Linked DNA regions of Homo sapiens: region 1 is linked to region 2. A link is a contact called in ENCODE Hi-C or POLR2A ChIA-PET data. All regions are on one chromosome and are shown on one strand. The core of a region is the stretch at or near the end of the contact, and the rest is flanking DNA. Distances in the headings are between cores, read along the strand shown. Region 1 has its middle 30 kb from the start of ARID3B. Region 2 holds the start of ISLR2 (immunoglobulin superfamily containing leucine rich repeat 2).

Region 1 (4,605 bases), core at 1,998-4,497, 380 kb after region 2:
TTACGTTTGTTCCTCACAATAATTCTGTGAGATATCATGTGAAAAATAATTACTCTGGACCTTAATTCTATTACAAATAGAATTTACTAACAAGCACTATATCTCATGCAAAAGTTCAGAAATTTAATAAGTGTAGTTAATTACTAGTCATTTATGACAACTTTTTTTTTTTTTTTTTTTCTGGAGACAAGAATCTTGCTCTGTTGCCCAGGCTGGAATATAGTGGCAAGAGTGATCCTCCTGGGCTCAAGTGGTCTTCCTGCCTCAGCCTCTCAAGTAGCTGGGACTACAGACATGTGCCACCATGGGTGGCTATTTTTTAAATTTTTGTAGAGACAGAGTCTTACTATGTTGCCCAGGCTGGTCTCAAACTCCCGGGCTCAAGCCATCCTCCCACCTTGGCCTCCCAAAGTACTGGGATTACAAGTGAGCCACTGCACCTAGACTTATTACAACTTTTTATTTGAAATAATTTCAGACTTACAAAATGATTTCAGGAAAGGTCAAAGACATCCCATGTACTTTTTTTTTTTTTTTTTTTTTTTGAGACAGAGTCTTACTCTGTAACCCAGGCTGGAGTGCAGTGGTGCGATCTCGCCTCATTGCATCCTCTGTCTCCCAGGTTCAAGCAATTCTCCTGCCTGAGCCCCCTGAGTAGCTGGGATTACAGGTACCTGCCACCATGCCCAGATAATTTTTGTGTGTTTTTGTTGTTGTTGTTTTGTTTTGTTTTGTTTGAGACAGAGTCTCACTCTGTTGCCCAGGCTAGAGTGCAGTGGTGCAATCTCAGCTCACTGCAATCTCCACCTCCCGACTTCAAGCAATTCTTCTCCCTCAGCCTCCTGAGTAGCTGGGATTACAGGCGTGTGCCACCACACCCTGCTAATTTTTGTATTTTTAGTAGAGACAGCGTTTCACCATACTGGCCAGGCTGGTCTCGAACTCCTGACCTCGTGATCCGCCCGCCTCGGCCTCCCAAAGTGTTGGGATTACAGGTGTGAGCCACAGGGCCCGGCCTGTATTTTTTGTTTTTTTGTTTTTTGTTTTTTGTAGAGACGGGCTTTCACCACGTTGGCCAGGCTGGTATCGAACTCCTGGCCTAAAGCGATCCGCCCGCCTTGGCCTCCCAAACTGCTGGGATTACAGGCGTGAGCCACAGCACCCGGCCCCATATACCCTTTATTCAGATTCTCAAAATGTTAATATTTTACCACATTTGCTTTATCATTTTCTTTTTTTCTTTTTTTTTCCCAAGACGGAGTCTTGCTTTGTCGCCCAGGCTGGCGTGCAGTGGTGCAGTCATGGCTCACTGCAACCTCAGTCTCCCAGGTTCAAGCAATTCTCCTGCCTCAGCCTCCCAAGTAGCTGGGATTACAGGTGTGTGCCACCACACCTGACTAATTTTTGTATTTTTAGTAGAGACAGGGTTTCATCATGTTGGCCAGGCTGGTCTTGAACTTCTGACCTTGTGATCTGCATGCCTCGGCCTCCCAAAGTGCTGGGATTACAGGCATGAGCCACCGCGCCCGGCCCCATATGACGTTTATTAAGATTCTCAAAATGTTAACATTTTACCACATTTGCTTTATCATTTCTCTCTCTCTCTCTCTCTCTCTCTCTATATATATATATACATATATATATATACACACACACACACACAGGTAATATATATGCATACAGACATATATACACACACAAATATATGTATGATATATGAAATTATTTTTCCAGAACCATTGGAGAATAAATTGCAAACAGGATGAAATTGTATCTCTAAATACTTAAGTATGTGTTTCCTAAAACAAGAATATTGTATTCTCTTGTATAACAGTAGCACAATTATAAAATAAAAATAATAACATTGATATAATAATATTACCTAACCCAGAGACCTTATTCAGATATCCTCCACTGTCTTAATAATGTTTTCCACAGCAAAAAGAAAAATTATTTTTCTAAGGTCAGGCATGGTGACTCATGCCTGTAATCTCAGCACTTTGGGAAGCCGAGGTGGACAGATCATCTGAGGTCAAGAGTTCGAGACCAGCCTGGCCAACATGGTGAAACCCTGGCTCTACTAAAAATACAAAACTTAGCCAGGCGTGGTGGTGCGCACCTGTAGTCCCAGCTACTCAGGAGGCTGAGGCAGGAGAATCACTTGAACCCAGGAGGCGGAGGTTGCAGTGAGCCGAGATAGCATCACTACACTCCAGCCTGGGCGACAGAGCGAGACTCTGTCTCAAAAACAAGAAAGAAAAATTATTTTTCTGGCTCAGGATCCAATCCAGGATCACACACTGCACTTAGTTGAGAAATCTCTTTAGTTTCTTTTAATCTGGAATAATTCCTCAGTCTGACTTTGCCTCCCACGATCCTTTGTCACTTGAAGAATACAGGCCAGATATTTTGTATGAGGTTCTTGTTTTAGGTTTATCTGTTTTTTCCCCTCATGATTAGATTCAGGCTATACATTTTTGGCAGGAATATTCTAAAACTGATGCTGTGTTCTTGGTTTATTAAATCAGGAGGCACATTACTGACTACTGGTGATGTTAATTTTTATTTTTAGGTCAAGGTGGTGTCTGCCAGTTTTCCACTTTAAAGTTATTCTTTGTCGATTTTTAGTTAATAAGTATCTTTTTTTTTTCTTTTTTTAGAGACAGGGTCTCACTCTGTTGCCCAGGCTGAAGTGCAGTGGCGCAATCATAACTCACTGCAGCCTCAAATTTCCGGGCTCCAGTGATCCTCCCACCTCATCCTCCTGAGTAACAAGGACTACAGGCACGCCACCAGGCCTGGCTAATATTTTATTTTTGTAGAGACAGGTCTTGCTATGTTACCCTGGCTGATCTCCAACTCCTGGCCTCAAGTAATCCTCCCAACTTGGCCTCAGCCTCCCAAAACTCTGGGATTATAGGCATGAACCACCATGCCTGGCCAATAAGTATCTTGTGGGGAGATATTTTGAGACTATATCCTGTTCCTCATAAAACTTTTACCCACTAATCTTAGCATCCATTGCAAAAATTACAAAGTCTTTCATTGAAAAAGTATACACAAGCCAATGGTTAAAAAATTCAAAACAATACAGTGAACAAGTATGTATACATACTCACTTTTTGTTGTATAAAAAAAGAGAAATAGAGTGAATAGTATAGTGAAAAGTAAATCTCCTGATATTAGATCCTCAGGACCCTTCCTCCTGTTACTTGTTTGTGTCTTTGTGGTAGACACGATGCCATATGATACTGAACCTCATTTCATTTCCTTTTTTCTGGGCATAAAGGATGACAACATTTCCTGTCCTGCTTTGCGGTGAGGCTGAGACCATGAGACTAGTTCTGGCTCAAGGGCTATGAACAGAAATGATATTGGGCACTCTTGGGCCAAAGCATTTAGTGCCATTTTATGTCTCTCCAGCTCTCTCTTCCCCTGCTGCAGCAATTGTGAAAGCCACGCATTTAGATGGTGAAGCCACAAAATGGAAACAGCCTGGATCCCTGAGTCACCAGATGCAGAAACAGCTGCCCTGAAAAGTTGTCCATCTTGCACTATACATGCCCATGTACGAGAAATACAAGCCTTTTCTGGCCGGGCGCGGTGGCTCACGCCTGTAATCCCAGCACTTTGGGAAGCCGAGGCGGGCAGATCATTTGAGGTCAGGAGTTCGAGATCAGCCTGGCCAACATGGTGAAACCCCGTCTCTACAAAAAATATAAAAATTAGCCAGGCATGGTGGCAGGCGCTTGTAATCCCAGCTACTCAGGTGGCTGAGGTAGGAGAATCGCTTGAACCTGGGAGGCAGTGGTTGCAGTGAGCCGAGATTACACCATTGCACTCCAGCCTGGGTGATAAGAGCAAAACTCTGTCTCAAAAAAAAAAAAAAGGCCTTTTCTGTGGTTAAGAAATGAGAATCAAGTTTAAGATATTTGAGATTTTTCTTTTTATTATTTTTTTCCTTAGAGGTAATTGTGGGGTGGAGGTGGGGGTCTTGCTATCTTGCCCAGGCTGGACTCAAACTCCTGGGTTCAAGCAATCCTCCAGTCTCAGCCTCCCAAGTAGCTGGGACTATAGGTACACACTACCACACCAGTTTCTTTGAGATTTTTGTACATCGGGATATATAGCTCATTCTTTTTAAGATTTGCCAAGTGTTCCATTGTATGACTATAATATATTTAGGAGGTACATTTCTTTAATTTAAATTTTTGAATTGATATTATATACCATATGGTTTTAAATTAAAATGGTTCAAAAAAGTATATATGTGAAAAATTCTCACTCTCATTGCTGCCCTGAGCCAATAAATTCCCCACCAAAGGTAACCAATATTTCCTGTTCCTTATGTGTACTTCCAGAGTTATGTCATACATAGGATATTTAAAGGAACCTCACTCGTCTCAAGTTTGGCCGAGACACCAAAACAATAAGGTCACACTTCAAAGTTACGGGCAAGTCCACCAATACAGGATTTGCAAAAGAAGATTATAGAAAACCAATTTTCATGCCGGGCGCGCTGGCTGACGCCTGTAATCCCAGCACTTTGGGAGGCCGAGGCAGGTGGATCACGAGGTCAGGAGATCGAGACCATCCTGGCCAACA
Region 2 (4,886 bases), core at 732-3,231:
ATTACCCAGATTCTGCCTCCCTGCGGAAGGCAAAAAAGAAAGAAAGAAAATAGGTAAAAACCGGCGGAGGGCCTTGAGCCTCCCCGCCTGGCGCCCCTCACTCAGTCCCGAAAAGTCCCCTGGACACGCCATGCCGGACCGGACTCAGCTCCCGCTGCTGGGCCCCTGCCTCCAAATATCCTTCCCAGGCACAGGCTCCCAAGACCGCCCCCTCAGGGTTCCCAACACCCGGACAACTGCCCAAGACGCCGCTCCCCGCCCCCACCCCCACCTTGTTCGGCAGACAAAGAAGGGTGTGCTGGCCCCGCCGTCTGCCTCCTTCTCCCGACCCCACAAGGCCTAGAAACCTCAGGGACTCACCCCGGGCTAGGGACCCAATCCTGGCTGTCCCACCACAGGATCCCCGGCAGGGACGGGTCACAGTGCTCTCACCCCTCGACCATTTTCGAAGACACCTTCCCTGAAAGGCGCCTTGCGCCCTCCCCATGGGTCGGCGGGGGGGGACTCCAGGCCCGAGCAGGCGGTGTGAAGTTCTGTGTTCTGAACTGGGGCTGAGCAAGATGCGATGGTCTCAGCCCGCTGGGCCGCCCGTAGCGACGGCAGGAGTAGGGGAGAGGGAGGGACGCTTGGAGTGTGAGCGCACCAGTCTGTTCATATTTAATTTACAAAGCAGCCTCGGAACCCCGGGCCGGGTGGTCTCTTTAGACGCTGCGCTCTTAGCCTGTCTCTCTTCCCCACCCCCTCCCCTAGCTCATTAAGATGCTCAACACTCAAATCGGGGTATTGATCTCCACGGAAGCCCCAAACCCTCGCCATCGAGAGACCCCCATGGCCCGGGGTGATGGCTGTGGGGCTTGGTGCTCCCAGAGAGCTCAGTGGCTACAGAATGGGTGGGGATTCTGCGTGTCTCCCGGAGCCTGAACCCCTTTCCTGGTTATGGCCGGTAGCTGTCTCCAGGGCTAACGTGGGCAGCGCAGGGGGGCGGAAACCGGGTTTTAGCCAAATGCCTCGACATCGCCGCGCCTCCGCCTCCTCGTCGCTGAAAGAAATGTCGGGGTTTCATCAGAGCTAGGGAGCGACAGTCGGGAACAGCGAGTCTGCCGAAGCCGGCTGTTGTGTGAGGGTGTGAGACGGCGGGGCGGTGAGGGGCCACCGCGGCTTGGGGGATAGTGCGTGTGGGGTTGACCGTGTGTCTGCTTGAGAGGCTGTGAAGATATGGGGGGCAGATATGGGAGAAATGCTCGGGCCTGAAGTCCCCAGCCCACCGTGCTCAAGAGTAGCGGACGTTTTGCCACCATCCTTGTCTGTGCTACTGTCTGCTGCAGCTTCCGTGCCCCGTTCTCCTGGAGCAGGCAAGACCTGGAGTGAGGTGCTTGGGTGCGCTCGAGAGAGCTTCCCCCTGCTCCACCTGTCCCGCGGTGCGCGCAGGCCAACGCGTCGGGCAGTGGGCTTCAAGCGCTGGTTTAGCCACAAAAGACCAGAAGTAAAGAGTTCCGGCTTAAGAGGCTGGGCAGGGCTGCGGTGGGCTGGGGAGGGGGGTGTCCCTTCCCAGCACGCCCTGCAGGGCTGTGCGTTCTGGTGTCGGGTTAGACTAGCAGGCGGGGCGGGGGGGTTGGGGCGGCGGGGCGGGGGAGACTAGGGCTTATATCAGCCCAGATCCAGGCAAAAATGGTAGGGAGGGTGCGGCGCTCTGCTAACACTATCAATTATGCATCATGTTGAACGTGGCTTCGGGGAGGAGGCGGCTAGCAGCGGGGGGTGCGGGAGGGAAGGGTCCGCGCGAGCTCGGCTGCGCGCAGCTCAGCGGGTCCCGCTCGAAGTCTGTCGGTGCCACCGCCTGCATTTGCAAAAAGAGTTTAAAGGCAAAGACACGCCTTCCCCCCCCACTTCAGCCGCGCGCCTTTCCTTCCCCCAAATTCCTCAAAGATGGTTTGTCTCACGTGTTGCAGGGCGTAAAAGCGGCTTGCATTCAATTAGCAGCGAAGCTCGCGGGCGCTGGCGGGACAGGCGCGTGAGGGTGAGTTCGCGTGAATGTGTGTATGCGTGTGCGAGAGGAGAACGGTAAGTGTCCCGGGTGCAGGTGTGCCCGTGAAAATGCGTGTGAATGTAGCAGGGGCTGAACACATTGATGCGATTATTACCTGACCATGGATGATTGTAAACTGTGAAGGTCGGCTATGGGGAGGGTGTGAGGGACTGTGTGCGCGAATGTGTTTGAACGTGGGGTGGGGGAGGTGGTGTGATCAGGGACAGTAACAATGCCAGCGGCTGTGTAAATGTGGGGGTACGTGGGTTATGGGGGTGCAGTAGGCTGCGAAGAGCCCAGCCAGGACAGTGGGCGTGGGATGCCCCTTATGACCGACGTGTCTTGGCCTTGGGGAGGGTCTCCGTGGCTTTAACAAAAGTAGACCAAGCAGGAGGCGGGAGAGGCTATGCGCGTCCCCGCCAGGCCCGGGAGTGCGCAAGGACTTTCTCCAACCTGCAGCCAGAGAGGTGGGGGAAACGGACGCAAAAGGAAAAATTGAAGTGGTACTTTGGGGCCACCAAGTCCCCAAACTTACCTGTCCCTTTCTTTGCCCCCCGCCCCCCGTTTTCCCCACAGCCACAACACATGCGTGTATCTTGCTTGGGCTATCTTCCCTGCTCTGCCACGCCGGGTCTGGAGAAGGGGTTTCAGCCCCAGGACATTTACTGAGAGTCGGCGAATATTGGGTAAGCAATGGGGGCCACCCCACAACCTTGACCCAGGTGGGGTTAGGTCCAGCCTAGGGCACCTGATGGGGTGCGGGGCTGGTGGGGGTGCTGTCTGGCAGGAACCGGGAAGGGAGGGAAGGGACCCTCCCAGAAGAGCAAAGGCAGAGTGAAGGAGCAGGTTCCCAAAGACAAGTTGTGGGAGGGGCTCTGCCAAACCTGACAGGCGCTCCAAATGGGGGCAGGGAGTCTGTGCAAGTTCGTTTGTGTGACCGGGCTTAAGGTGTTATGGGGAGGGGGTCCTTAGGCACCGCAGAGCTGTGGAGAAAGGCGCAGAATCTTTCATCTTCTCCAGCTTCATTAGCTAGTGGCAGCCCCATGACCTGTTGGCTGAGGACGCCTCTGCCCAATGGGAGCCGCCTGAGGGACCTGAGAGGAAGCTCTAGTGACCGCTTTCCCAACACACCTGGTCCAAACATGGGGGAGAACCTCCTTCCCCGTAAGGAAGGTTGGCAGAGCAGCCCTTCTTCTCCCCTCACAGGAGCTGCAGCCCCGGGCAGGTGACTTTGGCCTTAGATGCAGTAGGGCATGGGGATGGGCTTCCCCAGATCCCACATCTCAAGTCGTGCAGTGCAGGTCCTCCTATTGCTTCTCTGCTGGGTTTCGGTCACAGTGGAGGGCTGTATGCACACACAGGCACATGCCTGTGTTCTTGTGGGTGGGTCGGTTCGTGTGAGGACTTGTGTCCTTGTGTCTGTCAATTGTCACAATGGACAGGAAAGCGCTTTGTACCGTGGTGGAAAACACGTACAAATGCTGGTTAAGAGAACAATGAGGTCTGCAGGGTCTATTGTGTCCATGTCTGGGTGCATATGTGTTTGTGAGTTTAGGAAATGTGTTGTGAGCCTCCTAATTGAGCATCAGGTCCTCTAAACCCCTGCAGAAGTTGGCGGTTTGATTATGAAGCCCCGCGTCTGTTTGTATTGTTGTGTGCCTGCATGGGCGTGTGTGCGAGTGCTGTGCGTGGGACAAAGGTTCCAGGGAGGACAGCCAGTCACGGACAAAAATGTCCTTCTTGGGTAGGATCCATTTCACCAGGTTAAACGAAGGCTTAGAAACACAGAGAGGGGTACGTGAGGAGCCCGCTGGAGATGGGCGAGCTGCGGAGCCCACGGAGGGGCCAGCTCCAGCGTGAAGGAAGGAGTAGGAAGAGAAAAAAGGGCGATATACCGGGCCGCTGGAAAAGGAAATTAGGGCCCTGGGAGGGAGCATCCGTTGAACCTCGAGATTTTTATTGACCTTCACTTCAGAGAGGCTCCTGGCCATAGAGGAGGTTACCGGAGCCCTGGAACTAGTGCTAAACGGGCTTGCGGAGGCACAGCTTGATAGGGGAGGTAAGCTGGGGTTCAGTGAGTCACCTTCTTTCTTCTTCACCTGGCTTCCATCTGCAGGAGCCGCGATGTTCCCCCTTCGGGCCCTGTGGTTGGTCTGGGCGCTTCTAGGAGTGGCCGGATCATGCCCGGAGCCGTGCGCCTGCGTGGACAAGTACGCTCACCAGTTCGCGGACTGCGCTTACAAAGAGTTGCGTGAGGTGCCGGAAGGACTGCCTGCCAACGTGACGACGCTTAGTCTGTCCGCGAACAAGATCACTGTGCTGCGGCGCGGGGCCTTCGCCGACGTCACACAGGTCACGTCGCTGTGGCTGGCGCACAATGAGGTGCGCACCGTGGAGCCAGGCGCACTGGCCGTGCTGAGTCAGCTCAAGAACCTCGATCTGAGCCACAACTTCATATCCAGCTTTCCGTGGAGCGACCTGCGCAACCTGAGCGCGCTGCAGCTGCTCAAAATGAACCACAACCGCCTGGGCTCTCTGCCCCGGGACGCACTCGGTGCGCTACCCGACCTGCGTTCCCTGCGCATCAACAACAACCGGCTGCGTACGCTGGCGCCTGGCACCTTCGACGCGCTTAGCGCGCTGTCACACTTGCAACTCTATCACAATCCCTTCCACTGCGGCTGCGGCCTTGTGTGGCTGCAGGCCTGGGCCGCGAGCACCCGGGTGTCCTTACCCGAGCCCGACTCCATTGCTTGTGCCTCGCCTCCCGCGCTGCAGGGGGTGCCGGTGTACCGCCTGCCCGCCCTGCCCTGTGCACCGCCCAGCGTGCATCTGAGTGCCGAGCCACCGCTTGAAGCAC

What was found. A loop is a pair of places that touch in the nucleus more often than their neighbours do. ChIA-PET counts read pairs that join two places held with the same protein, here RNA polymerase II (POLR2A). Pooled maps may share reads with other maps.
Region 1: a loop to region 2 is called in a map with no recorded cell type, with 2.2 times the contacts of the local background. The contact joins the enhancer-like site here to the promoter of ISLR2 in region 2. A Hi-C loop is called at or near these places in 1 of 37 single-sample maps with no recorded cell type and 2 of 50 pooled maps. POLR2A ChIA-PET finds 5 or more read pairs at or near these places in 1 of 52 experiments (OCI-LY7).

The regions. Positions count from the first base shown.
Region 1 is chr15:74,508,969-74,513,573 of GRCh38, forward strand. No RefSeq gene overlaps it. Among named protein-coding and RNA genes, the nearest start is that of ARID3B, 30 kb to the right of the region's middle. RefSeq lists enhancers at 3,191-3,240, 3,551-3,610. Within about 2 kb of position 3,248, at least 9 of the 41 ENCODE cell types and tissues checked have a DNase peak (open chromatin) inside an H3K27ac peak, as active enhancers do.
Region 2 is chr15:74,128,605-74,133,490 of GRCh38, forward strand. ISLR2 (immunoglobulin superfamily containing leucine rich repeat 2) reads left to right here and starts at 1,982. Exons shown (of 3, transcript NM_020851.3): 1 at 1,982-2,017; 2 at 2,603-2,712; 3 at 4,143-4,886. The coding sequence starts at 4,151. It overlaps LOC283731 (a long non-coding RNA gene), which reads right to left and starts at 674. Exons shown (of 3, transcript NR_152622.1): 1 at 361-674; 2 at 1-20. RefSeq lists enhancers at 1,288-2,197, 2,198-3,106 and a silencer at 2,599-2,798.